Linked DNA regions of Homo sapiens: all the other regions are linked to region 1. The links are chromatin contacts, found by Hi-C or POLR2A ChIA-PET in ENCODE. All regions are on one chromosome and are shown on one strand. Each heading gives the region's core, a stretch centred on a gene start or an enhancer-like site at or near the end of the contact. The rest is flanking DNA. Distances are from core to core; before and after follow the strand shown. Region 1 overlaps PDPN (podoplanin). Region 2 has its middle 38 kb from the start of PRDM2. Region 3 has its middle 29 kb from the start of LRRC38.

Region 1 (4,295 bases), core at 1,338-3,837:
CCCCATGCTCGTTCTGGGCTTTGGGGTTAGTTAGCACCAGCTGTTCCCCTATCTGGAACTCACCCATTCACTCAACAGCTACTTACCGAGTGCCTGGTATGTGCCAGGGATTTCAGACATTGTGGACATTGAGATGAGGCAGCCTTTATCAAGCTTATATTCCAGTAGGACAGACAAGTAGCGAGCAGGTAGCAGGGTGGGGGTAAGCATTCAGGTATATGTGCCGTGGAAGAGGGGAGGGGTACTCGCTTAAATGGACAGTCCAAGAAAGTGCCCCCCCTCCTTTTTTTTTTTTTTTTTGGAGATGGAGTCTCGCTCTGTCACTAGCCTGGAGTGTAGTGGCGCAATCTTGGCTCACTGCAACCTCCGCCTCCAGGGTTCAAGGGATTCCCCTGCCTCTGCCTCCTGAGTAGCTGGGACTACAGGTGTGCACCACCACGCCTGGCTAATTTTTTGTATTTTAGTAGAGACGAGTTTTCACCATGTTGGCCAGGATGGTCTCGATCTCCTGACCGTGTGATCCACCTGCATCAGCCTCCCAAAGTGCTGGTGGGATTACAGGCGTAAGCCACCATGCCCGGCCAGAAAGTTCCCTGAGATCTGAAGGCATGAGGGAAGCTATCTTGATGTGTTCGAGAAGCTATCTTTTTTTTTTTTTTTTTTTTTTTTTTTTTTCAGACAGAGCCTTGCTCTGTCACCCAGGCTGAAGTGCAGTGGCGCAATCTCAGCTCACTGCAACCTCCACCTCCTGGGTTCAAGTGATTCTTGTGCCTCAGCCTCCTGAGTAGCTGGGATTACAGAGGCCCACCATCACGCCTGGCTAATGTTTGTATTTTTAGTAGAGACGGTTTCACCATGTTGGCTAGGCTGGGTTCAAACTCCCGACCTCAAGTGATCCGTCTACCTTGGCCTCCCAAAGTGCTGGGATTAATAGCTTATCTGATGTGTTGCTTATTTTTTTATGGTGACCCCACCCCACTCCAAGAGTACTCTAGTCCTTAAGAGTGGAGATCTTCCTTACCTATTCACTTCTCTGTCTCTAGTGATGAGAATGTGGCCCAGCTCTTGGCAGGTGCTTGGTAAATATTTGTGGAAGGAATATAAATGCTGGGAGCTGGGGCTGTAGAGGTGAACTCATGCAGGCTTCAGTCTTGGTTTTTGCTGCTGCCTTAACTTGCACAGTTAAGCGGGGAGAGGGCTGCTGCTGCTCAAAGCAACACCTCCTTTAGAGTGAGTCATACCTTCCTTCTAACCTGCCATTGCTGAAAGTTTAGATTCGTCCAGATTTCTCCTAGTAAGGGGACACACTGGAGGAGGTCAAGACTGTGGTCATTAAATAAGACTGGAAGATTCTAACAAGATGGGATTTCATAAGAGGCAGTGAGGTACCAGGGGAAGCAATTGTTCCTGACTACCAGGAACGTGATTTCTGGGAAGATGAGGATGGCACCTGGGCAGAAGGGGAAGGATCTCAGAACCCAGGGAGGGAGGCAGCAGGCATTTTAGCCCAAAGCTGCCGGGAGAGCACATCACGAAAATGCACAGCTGCTTTTTAGTTGTATGTTGGTGAGTCCAGGGATGCGGTTAGAATATTTGGCTTTGTGTCCGCTAATGAATCATGAACTTGGCACATCACTTAACTCTTTTTTTTTTTTTGAGATGGAGATTCACTCTTGTCACCCAGGCTGGAGTGCAATGGCACAATCTCAGCTCACTACAGCCTCTGCCTCGGTTCAAGCGATTCTCCTGCCTCAGCCTCCCAAGTAGCTGGGACTACAGGCCTGCGCCACCATGGCCAGCTAATTTTTGTACTTTTAGTAGAGAAGGTGTTTCACCACGTTGGCCAGGCTGGTCTTGAACTCCCGACCTCAGGTCATCCACCTGCCTTGGCCTCCCAAAGTGCTGGGATTATAGACGTGAGCCACCGCGTTGGGCCACATCACTTAACTTCCGACCTTGTTAAAGAAACACTAATTCTGACACTTGTTGAAATTGTACGGAAGACTTTAGTCAAGACCCCTGTAATAAGGGGCATTGCAGTAGGGAGGAGAGCTCAGGTTCACCTCTGGGTGAAAGGAAAAGTGGGGATTTGTAGCCCACAAGCAGAATGAGGGGATCAGTGGGTGGAAAATTCCTAAGAGATGGGGTTGGGGGGACTCTTGCTAAACTGGCCTAACAAGATTCTTTGTGAAGGCAGGCTAAGGGCCTAGCCACCACAGCGCTGTTGTGAAATAAAGTCAGCTGGGAGACGCCATGTAAACCCTACATTGTGAGTAGCAAATGTGAGAGGGTGTTAGGACAATGAGGTGTCTTCCACGTTAAGTGGAATTTACAATGCTGCGTCAGTGCCAGATCTTGAACGACCCCAAATGCACCTGTTTGAATACTTACTTTTCCTCCTTGCCCTAAACACTGAGTTTTATTCTAGCTACTCCCTGGTCACTGATTTAACTCAGCAGCTGTCAGCTGATGTGAGGAGGAAGAGGGAGCTTACAGTGAAGAGAGCACGGATTTAGAAACAGCTTCTGGAGACTCTGCAGACAGAGGGCCCATGTGGAGTGGGGATAGTTGGCAGTGTCCAGGCCACTTAAGCTGGGCCTTGTGCTAAGTTTCTCCTGTAACTGTGACATAGTATTTGTTTGTTTTGGGACCATGTCTTGCTCTGTCACCCAGGCTGCAGTGCAGTGGCACAATCTTGGCTCCCTGCAACGTCTGCCTCCTGGGTTCAAACGATTCTCCTGCCTCAGCCTCCTGAGTAGCTGGGACTGCAGGCATGTGCTATCCTGCCTACTTAATTTTTGTATTTTTAGTAGGGACAGCATTTTGCCATGTTGGTCAGGATGGTCTCAAACTCCTGGCCTCAGGTGATCTGCCTGCCTTGGCCTACCAAAGTGCTGGGATTACAGGCCTGAGCCACTGCACCCAGCCATGACATAGTATTGGAAAGAAAAGATTTGTCTCAATGACAGCTGGTTTTGAAGCAGTGGGGAAAAGAGGATTTATCAGGGTGATTGGCTAATCTTTTGGGGGGAAATTATATTTCTCTTTTATTATAATACTTCAAAATAAACAGACAAAAATATTAAACGTAAGTACAATACCATAAGGAAAACATAGGTGAATATTTATGTGATCTTGAGGAAGAGTTTGTGAGTGTGATGTCAAAGAGAAAACAAGTTTAAGAAGTTTGACTACTGATAGCTTGGTCATTTGCAAAAGAAAGATGTAGGCCGGGTGCGGTGGCTCATGCCTTTGGGTGGCTCATGCCTTTGGGTGGCTCATGCCTTTGGGTGGCTCATGCCTTTGGGTGGCTCATGCCTTTGGGTGGCTCAGCACTTTGGGTGGCTCAGCACTTCGGGAGGCCGAGGCGGGTGGATCACAAGGTCAGGAGATTGAGACCATCCTGGCTAACATGGTGAAACCCTGTCTCTACTAAAAAATACAAAAAAATTAGCCGGGTGTGGTGGTGGGCACCTGTAGTCCCAGCTACTTGGGAGGCTGAGGCAGGAGAATGGCGTGAGCCCAGGAGGCAGAGCTTGCCGTGAGCCGAGATCGTGCCACTGTACTCCAGCCTGGGCGACAGAGCAAGACTCCGTCTCAAAAAAAAAAAATGCCAGCAGCATTTAGGCCAAAGAATACATTCTTAAGGTATGAACAGTGCTTATAAGAGGGAATGCCATGTGACCATTACAAAAACGGTCACAAAAGAAGACAAATGGATGAAACAACTCGCTCCACAAATCAAAGAAGTGTAAATAAAACCAGAAGACTGAAATCACTTATTTAAAAGATTTTTATTAAGAATTTGGACTATTACAATAACAGCCTGATTGAATGTTACATCTAAACTCAAAAGTACTTCTTTTTTTTGTCTCCCAGGCTGGAGTGCAATGGTTCAGTCTCGGCTCACTGCAATCTCTGCCTCCTGGGTTCAAGTGATTCTCCCGCCTCAGCCTCCCCAGTAGCTGGGATTACAGGTGTGCACCACCATGCCTGGCTAATTTTTTTTTTTGTATTTTCAGTAGAGACGGGGTCTCACCATGTTGGCCAGGCTGATCTTGAACTCCTGACTCAGGTGATCCACCCGTCTCAGCCTCCGAAAGTGCTGGGATTACAGGCGTGAGCCACCGTGCCTGGCCAACTCTAAAGTATTTTTAAAGAAATGGCAGGCTGGGCACAGTGGCTCATGCCTGTGATCCCAGCACTTTGCAAGGCTGAGGTGGGAGGACTGCTTGAACCCAGGAGTTTAAGAGCAGCCTGGGCAATGTAGTGAGACCTTGTCTCTACAAATATAT
Region 2 (4,295 bases), core at 1,340-3,839, 61 kb after region 1:
ATAAAATGTGAAGTTTTGACATGGTATCCATTTTTTGGAAATAAAATCCAAAACCATTTTTGTTATTGTCAAAAGTCAAACATGCCAAGTAACTTAGCTATGGCCAGTGTCACCAAGTAAAGCCATACTTGAATGAGATGACAACTGGATACAAAAGCTGGTGAACTGGGGCCTGGCACAGTTAAGAGTTGTACTAGATCTAGGAAAGGGGTAGAATACATAAAAAGACTCGTCTATGTAATTTAATTCACATTTTCTCCCCTGCATCACCTTCCCTTGAGGGTTTCACAAAATGCCAGTGCCCAGAAAGAATCATAATGCTGTAAGTGGCAGGGTAAAAAAAGTCCCCCCACCCCGACTTCCTTGCTGCTGGGCTATAGGCAAATATTAAAGCATGCATCAGTTACACAAAGCCATCAGTCACCCGTCTGGAAGACTGTGGTGTACAGTTTCCGCCTATGCTGGCTGCACTTTTAAAACTAAAATCCCAGGAAACAGAATTATCTTGTTAAAGTTAAAACTTGCATTTTAAAAGGTCATTATCAAAAAATTAAAACTTTACTGGTAGAGCATTTTGTTTTATAGTATTTCTAAGATCTGGCATATATTTTAAAAAGAGACATACAAACCCACAGAGTAATGTGTTTGTATTAAGAAATTATATATGTGTGTCAGCCGGGCATGGTGGCTCACGCCCGTAATCCCAGCACTTTGGGAGGCTGAGGCGGGTGGATCACGAGGTGAGGAGATCGAAACCATTCTGGCTAACACAGTGAAACCCCGTCTCTACTAAAAAATTAAAAAAAAATTAGCTGGGCGTGGTGGTGGGCGCCTGTAGTCCCAGCTACTGGGGAGGCTGAGGCAGGAGAATGGTGTGAACCCGCAAGGCGGAACTTGCAGTGAACCAAGATCGCGCCCCTGCACTCCAGCCTGGGCGACAGAGCGAGACTCCGTCTCAAAAAAAGAGAAATTATACATGTGTGTCTATAGGGATATATTTATAAAATCCCAACACACAATGAACTTCCTATTGGTGTGCTCTGGCCTCTGAAAAGTAATTGACTCAATGGTAATTGGCCTTTAGTGACAATGTACTTTAATGATAGTGGCTTATGTGACCTGCAAATGTTAAAGTCCCATGTCTTGCTGAGTTCCTTTGTGATAGTGAGTGATATAGTTTGGTTGTATCCCCACCCAAAATATCATCTTGAATTGTAATCCACATAATCCCCATAATCACCATTTGTCAAGGGGACCAGGTGGAGGTAATTGGATCATGGGGGTGGTTCCCCCATGCTGTTCTCGTGATAATGATTTTTCATGAGATCTGATGGTTATATAATCATCTGGTACTCACTCCATCCTGTCACCCTGTGAAAAAGGTGCCTGCTTCTCCTTTGCCTTCTGCCATGATTATAAGTATAAACCTCTTTCCTTTATAAATTACCAGTCTCGGGTATTTCTTCATAGAAGTGTGAGAACGGACTAATACAGGTTAGTTCTTCTGCAGCTCATCTGCTACTCACAAGTGGAAAGAAGCAGCTCACAGACTCTTCATCTCCAAGAGTCAGACTTTCAGGGCCTCCCTCAGCAAACCTGCACGGCTTCCTCCAAGGCAGAAGTCCAGGGAATTACTTATGACTAATGCGGTCAGACCCAAAGCAGTCACTCCACCCAGTCGGAGGGAGTCCTACGCTGGTTGCTGCCTCCCCACCTTCCTCACCCCCATGCTCAAAACTGTGACACCCAGGTCATTGACACCTGTGTCTGCAGCTGGCAGGGCCACAGTTCTGATCACATTCACACATTCCTTCATTCATCATTTCATTCATTCACACACCTTTATTTGAAAACTGACATATGGTGGATACTGATGTTTCTGAGATAAAGTACCCAGTTTGCTGTTAATGCAAACTCAATACGGCCTGGGAAGGACTCCGTACTTCTATATTCGAGCCCCTGTGGACGAACTGTAACCTAGCTTAATAGGCAGACAAGGTTGAAAACCTAATTTAGGAGTATACACCTGTAACAATTACAATAGTTGAGTCTTGGCCAATCCCAGCAGCCATACTTCAACCACTCAGAGACTGCTAAGTGTTCAAACTGTGTTCAAATAAGACAAACACCAGCCTGTAACCAATCCAGCTGTTTCTGTACCTCACTGCCGATTTCTGTATGGCACTTCCCTTTCTTTGTCTATAAATTTGTTCTGACCAGGGGGCATCCCTGGAGTTTCTCTAAATCTGCTGTGATTCTGGGGGCTGCCTGATTGGGGAATCATGCATTGTTCAATTAAACTCATTTAAAATTAATTCAGCTGAAGTTTTTCTTTTAACACTGCCCTTACTAACTTCGCAGCCTAGTGGGGAGAAGTCATGTGACAAATACAAAGTGAGGAAAAAACTCCTTAAACTCCTAAACTGTGCTACCAGTGTGCTAATAACAGATTTACGGGGATTATTTCATTTAATCCTCACAACAACATGAGGAGGTGGATACCATTATTATCTTCATTTCACATAGGCACCCCACCCCCCCAAAGAAAAGAGGATTCAGCAACAGGCACAGCAATTTGCCCAAGATGACAAAGCTAGAAATGGTGGAAATTAGCCAGGAAGTCACGCTGACTCCAGACTCTGTGTAATTTACATGTCTCAGGCATTTTTACAAGAAAAAAAAAAAAAACCAGGCACAGTGTCTCATGCCTGTAATCCCAGCATTTTGGGAGGCCTCAGTGGGAGGATTGCTTGAGCCCAGGAGTTCGAGACCAGCCTAGGCAACCCCGTCTCAAAATAAATAAATAAATAGCTTTTTAATCCTCTAACCTAGCAATTCTGCTTCTAGAGGAATTGTTTTATAATTGTTTATAATGGCAAATAAACTGTCCTACATGTCCATCAAGGAGAGCGTGTTTACAAGACTTGTAGTATGCTCACCCCATGAAGTATTTTACACACAGTGATGAAAATGAATCCACGATGGCCATAAATGTTAGAAACGTAAGACTGAATTTTTAAAAGCCAAAGACCACACACCATATGATGACATTTTGAAAGCTCAAACCCAGTAAAAGAAGATAACACATTGTTTTGACAACACACAGCTTAGGTAAGCAGATTTTTTTTTTTAAGTCAGAGAGTGATAAAGACAAACTTTAGGGTAACGATCATCTGGGAGGATGGATCTAGGGAAGCAGAAGAAGGAATTAGGGGTGGGGGTTGTCCAAGTAAATGTGAGGCCTTTTGTAATGGTTTAATTCCAGGATTGACAAGCTAGAGCCTGCAGGCCAAATCTGGCCCTTCAACTGTTTTTGTAAATAAAGTGGGTTTTTTTGTTTTGTTTTGTTTGAGTTGGATTCTCGCTCTGTTGCCCAGGCTGGAGTGCAATGGTGCAATCTCACCTCACTGCAACTTCCACCTCCTGGGTTCAAGCAATTCTGCCTCAGCCTCCTGAGTAGCTGGGGTTACAGGCACCCACCACCATGCCTGGCTAATTTTTGCATTTATAGTAGGGACAGGGTTTCACCATGTTGGCCAGGCTGGTCTCTTTGGTCAGGCTGGTCTCGAACTCCTAACCTTGTGATCTGCCCGCCTCAGCCTCCCAAAGTGCTGGGATTACAGGCCATAAAGTTTTATCTGAACACAGACACACCAATTTGTTTACATATTGTCTATGCCGGCACTCACTCTACAATAGCAGAAATGAGTAGTTGCAATGGAGACTATATGGCCCATAAAGCTTAAAATATTCGCTATCTGACTCTTTACGGAAAAAGTTTGTTGTGACCTCTGTTCTTGCCTTGGATTGAGTAATAGAGTCCTCTCTTTAATAGCGGTAAGACATTCACCTCTCTGGGTCTCAGTTGCCCTATCTGTAAATAGGGATGATACTACTCTGTGAAGTAAGAAACTGTATCATCCTTTAATGTATGGAAAGTGGATTAGTGGTTTTTTAGGGCCAAGAGGTGGCGCTGGGGGGAGATGAGAATATGGAAATAGGGACTGACTACTAATGAGTAAAAAGTTTCTCTAAGGGGGATAAAAATATTGTAAATTAGACTGTAGTGATGATTGCACAACCCTATCAAAAGATCCACGGCTTCCTGCGGGATTTCTCAACCTCAGCACGATTGACATTTGGGGCTGGATACTTCCTTGTTGTGGGGCTGTCCTGTCAATGTAAGATGGTGAGCAGCCTCCCTGGCCTCTACCCATTATGGGTAGTGATGCCAGTAGCACTCACCAAGTTGTGAAAACCAAAATGTCTCCAGACATTGCCACATATCCCTGGAA
Region 3 (4,295 bases), core at 1,282-3,781, 58 kb before region 1:
CCTTGCCTGGGCCTGCACTCTAAGGCTGAGCAAAGATTTTAAAAGAAGAGAAAACAGCCTGACTCTATTATCCATTCATGGAAAGAAGCTCAGATCATCAAAGATAATCAAAACCCACCAACCAAACAGCACACTCAAAAAGGCTGAGTGTGGTGGCTCAGGCCTGTAATCCCAGCACTTTGGGAGGCTAAGGTGGGGGGACTGCTTGAGGACAGAAGTTGGAGACCAGCCCGGGTAACCTAGCAAGACCTCCGTCTCTACAAAAAAATTAAAAATTTGCCTGGTGAGGCGGTGTGCACCTGTAGTCCCAGCTACTGGGGAGGCTGAGGCAGGAGGATCACCTGAGCCCAGGCAGTTGAGGTTGCAGTGAGCCATGATTGCTCTGCTGCACTCCAGCCTGGGTGACAGAGTGAAAGAAACCCTGTCTCAAAAAACAGAAACAGAAACAGAAACAAAATCAGCCTGACCTTCCTCCTCCCAAGCCTCAGATGCTGGTGCTAACTCATCTCTAGGTGGACGGTGGGCGATTGTTCTAATGATGACTCTGGGCCTCCTGGAAAGAAATCCTGCTGAGTGACCCACAAGCAGATAACACAATGATCCTGCACGGCAAGTGAACAGGGTCCTACTAGAGACCAATGAAATGACTGCTGACTGCACTCAGAGAGGGCAACTATTCCACAGGGGTTAAGCAGAAAGCCCCCCAGCCCCTTGACTGCTCCTTCCTGAGCCCCCAGGCTTCCCCTGCCGCATCGGACCCAGCACCCACCCTCCTCCCAAGCCTGTCCTCTTCATGCCACTCACAGGCACCAGGTGCTGACGGGGCCACCAGCTCTGAGCTCTGAGTCAGGGACATCGCTGCAGGCAGGTAGGTATGAACAGGACAGGGCAGACAGCAGACAGGGAGAGAGCTGAAGGATGGGGTCACTTCGGGTGGGATGGTGTCGTGAGGAGAAGAAAGCGGTTCTGGGGTGGAGGGAGACCAGTGGAGCTCCTTCAGACAGATGGCCAGGGAAGGCCCTTCGGAGGAGGTGACATTTGAGCAGGGAAGACCCGGCTGACTGAAGGAGCCAGACCCACAGAAAACAGCGCGTTCTAGTTAGAGGTAGGACTCGCTACACATTCACAGGGCCCAACGCAAAACTAAACGTGAGGCCCCGCTCAAAAATTATGAGGAATTTCAGGATGGCAAGACAGAGTGTTCGGGGTCCACGCCCGAGAAGCAGGCCCTGGTAGAAGGAACAGTAAGTCCTATAGCCCTAAGGCTTGGAAAGTTCCAGAATTTGAAAGGAGGCCAGTGTGTTCTGGAAGGCAGAAGGTATGAGAGGCTGTCAGAGGGCTGTGCAGGAGATATCTGTGGGGCAGACTGTGGTAGCCCCTGAGACCGGTAAGCTGGGAAACCACTGGGGGAGCTTTGCATGAAGGATGGGCTTGATAGAATTAATGTTTTTTTCTTATTTATTTATTTTTTACAAAAGAGAGGGAGCCTTGGTATGTTGGCCAGGTTGGTCTTGAACTCTTGGCCTCAAGCAATCCTCCTGCCTTGGCCTCCCAAAGTGCTAGGATTACAGGTGTGAGTCGCTGTGCCTGGCCGGGATTAAATTTTTTTCTTTCTTTTTTTTTTTTTGAAATAGAGTTTCACTCTTGTTGCCCAGGCTCACTGCAACTTCTGCCTCCCAGGTTCAAGCGATTCTCCTGCCTCAGCCTCCCAAGTAGCTGGGATTACAGGTGCCCACCACAATGTCCAGCTAATTTTTTGAATTTTTAGTAGAGGTGGGGTTTCACCATGTTGGCCAGGCTGGTCTCGAACTCCTGACCTCAGGTAATCCACCCGCCTCGGCCTCCCAAAGTGCCGGCATTACAGGCATGAGCCACCGCGCCCAGCCTTTTTTTTTTTCTGAGACACAGTCTCGCTCTGTTGCCAGGCTGCAGTGCAGTGGCGCGATCTTGGCTCACTGCAACCTCCACCTCCCAGGTTCAAGCAGTTCTCCTGCCTCAGCCTCCCGAGTAGCTGAGAGTAGCATAACACCACCACACCCAGCTAATTTTTGTATTTTTAGTAGAGACAGGGTTTCACCATGTTGGCCAGGATGGTCTCGATCTCTTGACCTCGTGATCCGCCCACCTCGGCCTCCCAAAGTGCTGGGATTACAGGCGTGAGCCACCGTGCCTGGCCCGGGATTAATATTTTTTAAAGACCCAGCTAGCTGCTGGGTGAGGCTGGTGTGGAGTGGGGGTCTGAGGAGAAGCAGGGAGTCAGACTAGAAGGCCAGGAGGATGGTGGCTCAGGCCCAGCGATGACCTAAACTGCCCAGGGCCAGCTCCTGACAGCCAGCTCAATGTCATCGCTCACGACCCAGCCTCTGTCTGAAGTTTCCACTCTCCTTGCACCCTTACGATGTTCACTTGCACTGTCAGGTCCATCCTTCAACCCTACTTCAGTGACACCTGGCCTAGCTCCTACCTACGCCCCTACTGGCACCCACCTCCCCAGCTCCCCCCGGGAAGTCCTTAGCATTCTTGGTGTCCCCACAGAGTGCCCGGCTTGTCTCGATACTGAGCAGCCTGGTATGTGCTCGAAAACTTGCTGCCGAGTGAGTGAATGCATTTATTACTTCATATTAGAAGAAACAGGGCTCTGTTCCAACCAGGCAAATCTGAGCCTAGACCCTGACCTGAAAAAGAGGAATTCTATTTCCAAACACCCGGCTCATTTCCCTCTCATTAGATTTAAAAAAAAAAAAAAATTCAAAAAAGAAAGAGAAGAAGCTGGCCTCCGAGGCTGTGGCGCTCAAATTGCAGCCTTCGACTATTGTTTACGCTATATTTGTCCTGTCTCCAGGCATCATGCTGGGGGACAGAAAGGAAAATGCCAAACCATTTCTTCCTGGCCTGGCACCCACGGCGGAATGTTGCCCTGCTGCCGTCTCGCGGCCAGGACAGTCACTGCAAATGTCCCAGAGTGATCATTTCCAGAGACTGCAGGAAGAACAGGCTGGTTTTGATGGCAAATGATTTAGCCAGGAGAGGTCCAGGCTGAGGACCTCTTGGGCTGGTGGCCTCCAGTAACCTGAGCTGTTATTTATCCTGGGTGGTGTTACGGTCCTAGAATTGCCAACTGCACAGTAGCTGGATGACAGCTCTGCTGGACAGGCGACTTGCAGCCCTGGCTAAGGCCAGAAACACTGAGTCTTTACAAGTCTTTTTATGGTTCCTCCACAGGGCTGTTTTATTTACCTGCTGTGCAGATGAGGCCTAAGAAAAACCCAGACCGAACGTATAATTTGGAGCTAAGTACATGATGGATGCCCAGAGATTTAAAATTAGCCGAGTAAACTTAATACTGGGGCATTATGCTTGCTTTCCAGCGCCTGAATGTCTGTTAGAGACTCATCACTTGGGAATAGCTCTTGATAAAATAATCAGACTCTATTCTTCCTGGAAATTAAAAAAAAAAAAAAGGATCCACTCTGAAGGGGACCAGTTGTCCCAAATGTCCTCCAACCAAATCAGGGAGGAGAGCTTGTTGTCTGTGCACACTCAGGTCCAATGTGTGGGATCATTTGGTGGTTTGCACAAATGAAAGTGAGATTTGGGTGATATTTGGGTGATTTTCAAAAGGCAAATATGTATTCACTATTTTATGTTGTTGTTGAGATGGAGTTTCACTCTTGTCGCCCAGGCTAGATAGAGTGCAATGGCATGATCTCAGCTCACTGCAACCTTCGCCTCCTGGGTTCAAGCGATTCTCCTGCCTCAGCCTCCCAAGTAGCAGAAATTACAGGCGTGAGCCACCACACCCGACTAATTTTTGTATTTTTAGTAGAGACAGGGTTTCACCATGTTGGTCAGGCTGGTCTTGAACTCCTGACCTCAGGGGATCCACCCACCTCGGCCTTCCAAAGTGCCGGGATTACAGGTGTGAGCCATGATGCCTGGCCTTTGCTATTTTATAGGCATATCCCACTTAGCTTGCACAACCGAGGTCCTCCTCTATTGCCCACCCTCTGGAAGGATGAATGATAGGTGGGGTGGGGTGGGGCGATGAAGGGGTGTGTCCCCCAGCACCTTCTGTGAGTTCATGATAGGAGATGGCAGAAATTCATGTTAATAGCTCACACACCTTACATTTTTCACATGCATTATTTCATTTGATCCTTACAACAATTTCATGAGGTCGGTATTATCACCTCCTTTCACTAAATGGAGAGGCTGAGGCTTAGATTGCTGACATGGCTTGCCTATGATCAGGCGGGAGGAAGCAACTGCAGAGCCAGGATTCCAACTGCCAGATG

The links. A loop is a pair of places that touch in the nucleus more often than their neighbours do. ChIA-PET counts read pairs that join two places held with the same protein, here RNA polymerase II (POLR2A). Pooled maps may share reads with other maps.
Region 2: POLR2A ChIA-PET joins it to region 1 with 23 read pairs in MCF 10A. The contact joins two enhancer-like sites. A Hi-C loop is called at or near these places in 1 of 168 maps with a recorded cell type or tissue (MCF 10A) and 1 of 50 pooled maps. POLR2A ChIA-PET finds 5 or more read pairs at or near these places in 1 of 52 experiments (MCF 10A).
Region 3: a map of heart left ventricle shows a loop between it and region 1 (28-fold over the local background). The contact joins two enhancer-like sites. A Hi-C loop is called at or near these places in 4 of 168 maps with a recorded cell type or tissue (Right ventricle myocardium inferior, heart left ventricle and prostate gland) and 6 of 50 pooled maps. POLR2A ChIA-PET finds 5 or more read pairs at or near these places in 1 of 52 experiments (MCF 10A).

The regions. Positions count from the first base shown.
Region 1 is chr1:13,598,729-13,603,023 of GRCh38, forward strand. All of the region lies in intron 1 of PDPN (podoplanin), which reads left to right. Among named protein-coding and RNA genes, the nearest start is that of PDPN, 17 kb to the left of the region's middle. Within about 2 kb of position 2,588, at least 5 of the 41 ENCODE cell types and tissues checked have a DNase peak (open chromatin) inside an H3K27ac peak, as active enhancers do.
Region 2 is chr1:13,660,067-13,664,361 of GRCh38, forward strand. No RefSeq gene overlaps it. Among named protein-coding and RNA genes, the nearest start is that of PRDM2, 38 kb to the right of the region's middle. Within about 2 kb of position 2,590, at least 2 of the 41 ENCODE cell types and tissues checked have a DNase peak (open chromatin) inside an H3K27ac peak, as active enhancers do.
Region 3 is chr1:13,541,205-13,545,499 of GRCh38, forward strand. No RefSeq gene overlaps it. Among named protein-coding and RNA genes, the nearest start is that of LRRC38, 29 kb to the left of the region's middle. RefSeq lists an enhancer at 350-429. Within about 2 kb of position 2,532, at least 8 of the 41 ENCODE cell types and tissues checked have a DNase peak (open chromatin) inside an H3K27ac peak, as active enhancers do.